Regions from separate parts of the Homo sapiens genome. Here region 1 is linked to region 2. The links are chromatin loops, found by intact Hi-C in ENCODE. Cell type or tissue: endothelial cell of umbilical vein. All regions are shown on one strand. Links, peaks and the distances in the headings refer to the core of each region. The heading gives the core; the rest is flanking DNA. Region 1 overlaps MTARC1 (mitochondrial amidoxime reducing component 1). Region 2 has its middle 72 kb from the start of LINC02817.

Region 1 (5,380 bases), core at 264-5,263, 450 kb before region 2:
ACCAGGGTTATAGCTATTCTTTGAAATGCGCTCACTCACCATCAGAACAAACCAGAATTCAGTCTTCCTGTTTTCCATGGCCACAGAGGAGCTACTAGGGGCAGAAAGCAGGGTGGGCCAGCGGGAAGATCCCGGGCTGGGAGTCAGGAGACCTGGATGTGCAGCACACCGACTGCTGTGCTCCTACCCCTGCCCGCACTCAGACCCTGAGTGTTCTTCCCTATAAAATAAAGGAGGCAGGACAGAAATAGATGATTCTGTGTAAATCAGCCAAGTGGTTTGGGGAATTGGCTGTCATCCTTTTTTGTCCATCTTGTTCTTTCTCTTCCCCCTGTGTGTTGCTCGGTGTGGGGCATCCTTCCCTCTGGATTTAGAAGGTTTATGCTCTTGCAGAAACAGCCTCCGCAAAGCACTTCACGTGTTTGGGCTTGTTCTCTGCATCTTCAGTGCCCCCCTTCCTCCATTGGGAGCCTGTGTTTATAGAAGGAGGATAATTGACCCTAAACACAGAGTGAGGGTGGGAAGGCGGGGGGCGCAAGGAGCCAGCACACCCCCCTGATCTTCCGCAGGCTTTGTGAAGCCCAACAATCTGGCCCTAATTGCTTCTAATACCCCAGGAGACAGTGCGGCCAGCCTAGGTGTCTTCTCCTATCTCTTACTGAGATTTAAATTGCCATGGATGTGTAATTTATGTTCTTCCCAAGACAGGTGGTCATAAATCGGGAAGAGAAAGGCCTGGCCACATCCCATAAATCATGGGAAGGGAAGCAAACAGTGGTGTCCACAGCCTCTCTGCTATTGGGCAGGTTGCTCAGAGCTACACCACTTTCTGCCTCTGGGCACTCATGGTGCCCATGGCTGGGGTTGCTTCTGGAATGCCAGCGCTCAGCTGGGAGACCTCTGTGCCTGACCAGCCCTGCCTCCTGATGTTAGTCACCCACAGGCAGAGCCCGCGGTGGTACAGCAGTGGGAGGAAAAGAAATACAGAGGCATAGGGAAGCCTTTGTCTGTAAAATGCTCACAGCGGGAGGCACAGTGGAGGCATGTCTGCTAACAGGAAGATATGAAAATGGAATTTTTCTTTTCTTTCTTAAGGGAAAGTGACGTACACACTGATCCCCATGGTTGAAGGAATGGCTGGAGTCTGCCGTTGTTGCTTCCATGACATTTTGCCCCTAATGGAAAGAATATAGCACAGTTACTGCATGGGTACTCAAAAAAAAAAACGTTTTGCTGGATGCACGAATACTGTGACAGTAATGACATTTGCCAGCAGCCACTTGTGTCAGGCTGTGCTCTGCTGAGCTAAACACAGAATATATAGCAGTGGTAACTCCATGGGAGGAGGCAGACTCTCCACCCTAGTCTGGCTCTGTCACCTCCTAATTGTGTGACATTGGCAAGTCGCTTAGGCTCTTCAAGTCACAGTTTCTTTATTGGTATAAACTGGACTTGTAATACCTCTTCTGGTAGACTGGAATAAGGCAAGATATAGGATTTTTATAGATGATAAAATACTGTACACAGTGACCATGTAAGCTGCGGTCATTGAGAGTCACTGTTTATAAACTTGACACCTTCTGAGAGGAGGAGAAGCCTGACCACACTTCTTCCCATACTCAGAGGCTGCTTTAAATGAAACCTAACACGAACTTGCCCAGCGGCCAGCCTCTGGAGGTTCAGTGTGGCACCTCTCCCAGGAACGTTCACGATGCCGTCTAATTCTTCAATTTAATTTAATTTAATTTAATTTATTTATTTATTGAGACAGAGTCTTACTCTGTCACCCAGGCTGGAGCACAGTGGAGCAATCTCAGCTCTCTGCAACCTCCGCCTCCTGGGTTCAAGCAATCCTCATGCCTCAGTCTCCCAAGTAGCTGGGATTACAGGCATGCGCCTCTACGCCTGGCTAATTTTTGTATTTTTAGTAGAGACAGGGTTTCACCATGTTGACCAGTCTGGTCTCAAAGTCCTGACCTCAGGTGACGTGTCTGCCTTGGCTTCCCAAAGTATTGGGATTAACAATGCTGTTTAATTCTTAACCTGGCCATAGAGATAGGCAGTCATGAGGCCTCAGGAATGGCTTCTGCCGCTGGTGACTTATGGTCCCATGAACGCCAGTGGTGGGATCGGGCAGTGACCAGATACTCTGCCTGGAGTCATGGCCTGGACGTTGACCAGTGAATGCGTAAACCAGGCAGGGTAAACAAGGATCAGCCCTCTGTGGTGCACAGCACTTTAACGGTAACAAACTGTTTCCATTTACATTGCACCTTGTAAATAATAGAGACCTCGGTTTTAAGCTAAATAAAGTGTCTTGGGCTTCCTGCTCATTAGAATAGTTATGTTTCATGTTCATTTAAGGAGAAAGTGCACTAAGGAAGATTTTAAATGAGTTTTAATTTATTAATACCAACAGGAATACATATATGAAAAGTCACATATTTAAAAAATCGTAGAAGACCCATGTATGAAAGAATACTGTTTCAGAGTGTTGAACTTAGTGTGCGCACGAATTCATAGACTGCTTGCAATACCTCTTAGTGCCACAAGGCGCCGCTAGTGACCTCGTTGAGTCTTCCCACAGCCTGGAGGCGGGCTTCCGCAGCAGTAGCAAGAGGAGGTGGTGCAGGAGGCGGTGAGAGCCCGCAGCAAAACCAGGCAGCTGTAGGAAAGCCCTGGCAGGCCGGCCCACCGAGAACCCCTTTTCCACTCCCATAGCTCTTCCCGCTTCTACTCCTAGACAGCGGAGTGGACCGCCACCTGTGAGCCGGTGACCACACCTGCACTTTCACAAAGCAGCTCCCTCACCCCGACCTGTGCAGTTTAGGGAGGCTGTGCCGAGAGGGGCAGCCGCTCTTTACGGTCCTCTGCTCCTCATTACCTGGTGGGGGAGTGAGTGTGTCTGTGCTTGGTTGGCAGGAAGGGATAGGTGAAAAATGTAAGTGGCTAGAAATTGGTGTAGGTGACTAAATTGTGAGACCCCTCGGTTCTTCTCAGGCCTGTGGGTGTACTCAGGAGGATGTCGACGACCAGGGTTACATCCTGGGTGGGAAGAGTCCACTAGACTCTGAAGTCAGCCAGGCCTGGGCTCTGGCCCCAGCTGGATCCTTTAGATCTGTGATCTCAGGCAAGTCTGTTACTCCCCCTGAGACTTAACTGTAAAATGAAGAAAAGGCAAATTCCCACATAAGCAGGTTGTAAGGATTAAAAAAGAGAACATGTGTAAAGTTCCTTATAAACTATCCATGTGTGATGCGCAGAACTCCAACTCTCAATTTCTCCCCAAGATAATGAGAGTCTGGACTCTTAGACTGCAGAGCTTGGCAGCAACGGAAACACCCATACAAGCAGCTGATGTGTCCCCTGTTCCTGAAGAGGTCACCCTCTGACAGATAGATCTCAGAATGTCATGAATGTTGCATGCTGAAAGAGGAGAGCCAGGCTAGGAGAGATGCCTGGTTTGTCAGGTCCAAGGGCATTGCAGAAACCTGATTACAGAGAGAGGAAATACTCTTGGCAAGGCAGGGAAGCCTGCATCAGCAGCTTGTTATTTTCATTCATCCATTCATTTGTTCATTCATTGTTCAACCAACATTATTTTTGAGTGGTTACAGTGTATGTGTGAGGCACTGTTCCAGGCCATGAGAATGCAACAGAGAACAAAGTGGACACAGTGCTGCCTACAGGATGTTTACAGTCTGGGGAAGGAGCTGCAGGTCTCCAGAAGGTGGTTCTAGATTTGACTCTCTGTTTTCTCCTTAACAATTTCTGATTTGAAGAACAACATTAGAACCAAGTTGTTGCAGTCACTTTTTCACTTTTTTTTAAAGCAAGGCAGAATAAAATGAATGATTTATCTAAAATGTTTTAAATATAAAAATGATGTAAAATTAGGGTTAGATTAAATAAAAAACTGAAGGTTAACTTCTTCCCAGTGGGGAAGGTGGGGGAATCTTGCCATGTGAGTCCCACACATCTGCTCATGTACCCTCTCCCTGCGTCTTCTTTAATTTTCTGCTGGACAAAAATATTCATATTTATACTGCCTCTGACAGACGGTTTTACTCATGAGCATACTAATCCAGCCAGCAAACAATGGTGGGTCACAGGTGATGTAGGAGGCCCGGCATTGGGCGTGAGCAGTACAAGGGCATTAATCACAGTTCCTGTTCTCCAGGGACTCTGCCTTGTAGAACAGACAAACTTGTGCCCTGACATTACAGGACAAGATGTGTGAGTATTGGAGGGGCAAAGAGAATTGAGGAGGGGGAATTACTCGTAGCTGGGGGAACCTGGGCTTCCTTCCTGGGAGATGTGGTGTTTGATTTGGGCCTTGAGGCAGGTACAATTCTAAAGCATGGGGACCTGGAGGAGGAGCATCCCACAGGAATCACAGAGGACTTACCGAGTCAGTACAATGCAAAGCAAGGTGAAATCCAGCAGAGAGCTGCAGAGGCACAGGTAAGGAGCAGATGGCAACAGGTCTGAAAAAGCAGGCTGGGGCCAGGTAGAGCCCTACATACCAGGCTGAATAGTTGGAATGTTATTCTTTAGGCACTGGAGAGCCACGGAAGGTTTGTGAGCCTAGGAATGATAAGACCAGAACACAATTAAAACAGTGATATAGTGCAGTGTCAACAATGAATTGAAAACAGGTAGAGAATGAGGAAAAGAGGTTGGTTAAGAAGTTATTATGATAGTCTGAGCATGCTGGAAGCAAGATCGTGACAGTCGGAATGAGGAAAAGCAAGCCAAGTCAAATGATGTTGTACAGGAAGAACCTTGGAACTCGGCAGCTGCGGACAGGCTGTGGGAAGAGAGGACAGTGGTGTAAAGGATGGGCTCCCAGCCCAAGTGACGGCTAGGATGGTGGTTCAGGTGACAGACATGGAGGAGACAGGAGGAAAGATGCCTAGGGCAAAGGAAGATGATAAAGTATGTCTAGACACATTGAGTATCTAATTTTTTTTTTTTTTGAGACGGAGTCTTGCTCCATTGCCCAGGCTGGAGCGCAGTGGCACAATCTCCGCTCACTGCAAGCTCCGCCTCCCAAGTTGATGCCATTCTCCCACCTCAGCCTCCCGAGTAGCTGGGACTACAGGCACCTGCCACCACTCCTGGCTAATTTTTTGTATTTTTAGTAGAGATGAGGTTTCACCGTGTTAGTCAGGATGGTCTTGATCTCCATCCTGGTTGTGATCTGCCAGCCTCGGCCTCCCAAAGTGCTGGGATTACAGGCATGAGCCACCACACCTGGCCAAGTATCTAACGTCTTAATGCCGAAAGGGGGAACATGAAGGTAGAGAAAAGATGTGGGGATGTGGCCATTGCTTATGCTTCTGTCGTTGTTTGCTGGGCAGGCTGTTCACTGCCCCAC
Region 2 (5,380 bases), core at 273-5,272:
GCATGTATATTTAGGATAGTTAGCTCTTCTTGTTGAATTGATCCCTTTACCATTATGCAATGGCCTTCTTTGTCTCTTTTGATCTTTGTTGGTTTAAAGTCTGTTTTATCAGAGAGTAGGATTAAAACCCCTGCTTTTTTTTGTTTTCCATTTGCTTGGTAGATCTTCTTCCATCCCTTTATTTTGAGCCTATGTGTGTCTCTGCACATGAGATGGGTCTCCTGAATACAGCACACTGATGGGTCTTGACTCTTTATCCAATTTGCCATTCTGTGTCTTTTAATTGGGGCATTTAGCTCCTTTACATTTAAGGTTAATATTGTTATGTGTGAATTTGATCCTGTCATGATGATGTTAGCTGGTTATTTTGCTTGTTAGTTGATGCAGTTTCTTCCTAGCATCGATGGTCTTTACAATTTGGCATGTTTTTGCAGTGGCTGGTACCGGTTGTTCCTTTCCATGTTTAGTGCTTCCTTCAGGAGCTCTTGTAAGGCAGGCCTGGTGGTGACAAAATCTCTCAGCATTTGCTTGTCTGTAAAGGATTTTATTTCTTCTTCACTTATGAAGCTTAGTTTGACTGGATATGAAATTCTGGGCTGAAAATTATTTTCTTTAAGAATGTTGAATATTGGCCCCCACTCTCTTCTGGCTTGTAGAATTTCTGGTGAGAGATCCGCTGTTAGTCTGATGGGCTTCCCTTTGTGGGTAACCCGACTTTCTCTCTGGCTGCCCTTAACATTTTTTCCTACATTTCAACCTTGGTGAATCTGACGATTATGTGTCTTTGGATTGCTCTTCTAGAGGAGTATCTTTGTGGCATTCTCTGTATTTCCTGAATTTGAATGTTAGCCTGCTTTGCTAGGTTGGGGAAGTTCTCCTGGATAATATCCTGCAGAGTGTTTTCCAACTTGGTTCCATTCTCCCCATCACTTTCAGGTACACAAATCAGACGTAGATTTAGTCTTTTCACATAGTCCCATATTTCTTGGGGCTTTGTTCATTTCTTTTTACTCTTTTTTCCCTAAACTTCTCTTCTCGCCTCTTTTCATTCATTTGATCTTCAATCACTGATACCCTTTCTTCCACTTGATCAAATCAGCTACTGAAGTTTGTGCATTCGTCACGTAGTTCTTGTGCCATGGTTCTCAGCTCCATCAGGTCATTTAAGGTCTTCTCTACACTGTTTATTCTAGTTAGCCATTCGTCTAATCTTTTTTTCAAGGTTTTTAGCTTATTTGCAATGGGTTTCAACATCCTCCTTTAGCTCGGAGAAGTTTGTTATTACCGATCTTCTGAAGCCTACTTCTGTCAACTTGTCAACGTCATTCTCCATCCAGCTTTGTTCTGTTGCTGGCGAGGAACTGCGTTCCTTTGGAGGAGAAGAGGTGCTCTGGTTTTTAGAATTTTCAGCTTTTCTGCTCTGGTTTCTCCCCGTCTTTGTGGTTTTATCTACCTTTGGTCTTTGATGATGGTGACCTACTGATGGGGTTTTGGTGTGGATATCCTTTTTGTTGATGTTGATGCTATTCTTTCTGTTTGTTAGTTTTCCTTCTAACAGTCAGGACCCTCAGCTGCAGGTCTGTTGGAGTTTGCTGGAGGTCCACTGTAGACCCTGTTTGCCTGGGTGTCACCAGCGGAGGCTGCAGAACAGCAAATGTTGCTACCTGATCCTTCCCCTGGAAGCCCGGGCACCCGGCTGTATGAGATGTCAGTCACCCCCTACTGGGAGGTGTCTCCCAATTAGGCTACTCGGGGGTCAGGGACCCACTTGCGGAGGCAGTCTGTCCGTTCTCAGACCTCAAACTCCATGCTGGGAGAACCACTACTCTCTTCAAAGTTGTCAGACAGGGACGTTTAAGTCTGCAGAAGTTTCTGCTGCCATTTGTTCAGCTATACCCTGCCCCCAGAGGTGGAGTTTACAGAGGCAGGCAGGCCTTGTTGAACTGTGGTGGGCTCCACCCAGTTCGAGCTTCCTGGCTGCTTTGTTTACTTACTCAAGCCTCAGCAGTGGCAGACACCCCTCACCCAGCCTTGCTGCTGCCTTGCAGTTCGATCTTGGACTGCTGTGCTAGCAGTGAGCAAGGCTCCGTGGGCATGGGACCTGCTGAGCCATGTGCAGGATATAATCTCCTGGTGTGCCGTTTGCTAAGACCGTTGGAAAAGTGCAGTATTAGGGTGGGAGTGTCTCGATTTTCCAGGTACTGTCTGTCACGGCTTCCCTTGGCTAGGAAAGGGAATTCCCCGACCCCTTGCGCTTCCTGGGTAAGGCGATGCCCTGTCCTGCTTCAGCTCACACTCTGTGGGCTGCACCCACTGTCCAACAAGTCCCAGTGAGATGAACCTTGTACCTCAGTTGGAAATGCAGAAATCACCTGTCTTCTGTGTCTCTCACGCTGGGAACTGTAGACTGGAGCTGTTCCTATTTGGCCATCTTGGAGGGAGCTATGAAACAAATGTCTTTAAGAGTGCTAACACTTCAGCCTAAGACTGCAGGTGGGAATTCATGAAAATTAATTGCTAAAATCCTGATGGAATGGAATAGCAGAATGAGATAGCTGTGTTTTCTTTATACAGTATTTAAGCCATATTTCTGCATAGCTAGGGACTGTGCAAGTGTTTTTCTTTGCTTCTGATACCACAGTTACAAAGGATTCCACTGGTGCCACTCAGGAAACAGTGAAGTATTTCTGTGTCCTGTGTTTCAATTCCTGACATCTTAAAGATGGCGGCTGCCATCGTTTTCTACAGTATCTCAAGCTCATTCTCCACCAGATGGCAGCACTGAAGTTCAGAGGCCTTCAGCACAGAGCCTCCTTGCCTGGTGAATACAAATGCAAAGCTTTAAGCTCCTTCACACAAGTTAGACTCTCATTCTCTCTCCTACCTCCCCTCCCCCACTGAAGGCAACCCCTTCCAATAATCAGCCTTCTAGACTAAAATAGAAGCTTTTAACATTTTAATGTCTTGTCACATTACTCACCAGTCTCATCTAGGTCCAGGAAACCATTTCCTGGAGGCCTCTTTTTTATTTGTGTTCATTAGCTGCGCTAATACATTCTCTTGGAAACCACAGTTTAATAAATTTCATAGCGCATAACCAGTGGACTTAATGAATATTAGTCACTCGGAGCAATTTTTGTTTATTCAGCTTCTCTTTCCTCTCCTCCCTTCCCCTACCCCAGACCTCATTCTGTGGAATGATAATAATACACAGAGAGCTGGCTGGTTACAGAAGACTCTAAAAACAAGAAGAAAAAGGATCTTTCTGAGCTCACACCTGTTTTAAGGTTTGTTATCCTTAAAACGAAAAGCTGTAGGGATTCACTCAGCTCTTTCCTTGTAGCTCCCAGTGGACTTTGCTGTTAAACCACAGGGAGGAGCCCAGCCTTCAGAGCACTTAAAAGTACTTATGTCAAATCCATCCCATTCTTCCGGCCTCCGTTTCTCAATCCAGCCACCATTCCCAGGGGCTGGAGCACATTACAAGGCATTCACTTCATATGAATGGGCACACACAGACTTTTTCACCATTTCGATATGTCTAACATTTGCAGGCACATCCTGTAGGCTGCCTGAAACAGCCTTAATTTCAATTTACTGTCTCCCCAAGGATCTTGCCATTCTGCGGAAAGTAGAAAACTCAATGGTCGTTTCTCCTCTCCGACCTCTCACCCCAGGCTCTCTCTGCCCTCCTCCTCTTTCAAGGAAAAGCTGTATTGGGAGGAACATTTTGCTCCAGATGAATAGAATGAAGTTTTGATGCTTCTAACAGCACGTATGATCTTTTATTTTTAAAAAATAATGAGCAAGTTACATCAGATTACCACATTTGGAAACTGTTCAAAGTCGGCATACAAAGCCCAGTAAATGCTGTCTTGGGTCCTCCTGGAATATGATTACACAAGACAGCATGAAATCATAGTCTTGAAGTTTTACGTTGTCGTTTGTAACCCGCTAGGTCTAACTCTATATAACTTTTTAGTATGGAAATTTCCAAATATGTATACAACTTGAGAAAATACTGTAATGAACCTCAAGGTACCTGTCCTTTAACTTTCACATTAATCAACATTTGGCCAATCTTATTTTATCAAATCCTCTTCTCACACATGCCTGTCTTTTTTGCTTGGAGATTTAAAAACAAATGACAGATGTGTCTTTTTCTCTGTAAACAGTTTGGCATGCTTTGCTAGCTGATAAGAGCTTTCTATTTTTAGCATAATCACCATGCCAATATCACACTTAACATAATTAATGGTAATTCCTTAGTCATCTAATACCTAGTCCATTTTAATTTTTTTCCTGATTACCTCAATATTTTTTTTACTAGTTCAGAATCCAAACAAGACCCACTCATTGCATTAGTTGTTTTTTCCTTAAGTCTCTTTTGTTTTGCAACAGGTCCTCCTCCTTCTTCTCCTCTTCCTCCTCCTCCTCCTCTTCCTTCTCCTTCTCTAGTTTTATGCCATAGATCTGTTGGTTATACCAAGATTTTTGTCTATAGAAATATTTCATACTGTACATTTGACTGATTGTTTCCTTGTGGTGTCATTGAATTTGTTCTTGTACTGTTAGGGATATTTCTGGCAGAGAAAAAGTTAGCTGAGTTTTTCACTCTTATACTGAATAAAAACCAGTAGAATACAGAGGGAAATCCTCATTTTGCTTTGGCATCTGGAGCTACACTTACTGTTAATTCATTCAGCAAATATTAATTAGCTCTTGTAATGTACCAGGCACTGTACTGGGCTTTGGGAATGCAGAGTGACTAAGGGGGTTGGGAATATGGGATAACTGAGAAAATCATGGACCTTATCCTTGTGAAACTTAGGAGTCGTGGGTTTCAAAGCACCACTTAAAAAAACACCTGTGTTGGGTTCTCCTAACACTCTTGTAACGTCCATCAAGTTGTAAAGCCCTCTTAAATTTACTGAAGAATACCGAGGATGAAGTGATAGGTGCTGTAGACAGGAACTATACAAGAAATCACTAATGGAGAAGTCAGACACCATTCCCCTTGGACTTTTGGATTTCGCTCTTTTGATAAATTAATTTTAGATCCTAAACTCTGTCACAGGTGGATCAGTACTGCTAAAAAGATTTAGGCAACCCCTGAACAAAATTAATATCAGGGTATCAATTTATATTGGCCTAGGTTACAAAAGAAGTTAGTTCCTTACGAGTTCCTTAATTCTGACACCCATCTCCAAGAAATCCATCAATGCATAAAAATAAGAAACACATTGGAACATAGTGCACAGAGACTAAACACAACTGAAATAAAAGTTACCCAAAATGAAACTTCTCTTACTTACCAGTGTGTGATAAACTCTGATATCTCCAAATCTATTTTGTTTTATTTTTATTTCATTTTGTTTTA

What was found. Peaks named below come from ENCODE experiments on the same cell type or tissue, not always from the same donor. Only the 100,000 strongest peaks of a DNase experiment are listed, where the experiment ranks them.
Region 1: a loop joins it to region 2, with 3 times the contacts of the local background. A loop is called at or near these places in 3 of 110 quality-filtered maps.

What each region holds. Positions count from the first base shown.
Region 1 is chr1:220,807,764-220,813,143 of GRCh38, forward strand. All of the region lies in intron 6 of MTARC1 (mitochondrial amidoxime reducing component 1), which reads left to right. Among named protein-coding and RNA genes, the nearest start is that of LINC01352, 19 kb to the right of the region's middle. RefSeq lists an enhancer at 4,954-5,380. In endothelial cell of umbilical vein, for the core only: a CTCF peak has its summit at 2,538; a DNase peak (open chromatin) is centred at 2,588; H3K27me3 peaks cover 349 bases.
Region 2 is chr1:221,261,179-221,266,558 of GRCh38, forward strand. No RefSeq gene overlaps it. Among named protein-coding and RNA genes, the nearest start is that of LINC02817, 72 kb to the right of the region's middle. In endothelial cell of umbilical vein, for the core only: a CTCF peak has its summit at 2,757 (motif pointing right); a DNase peak (open chromatin) is centred at 2,823; H3K27ac peaks cover 756 bases.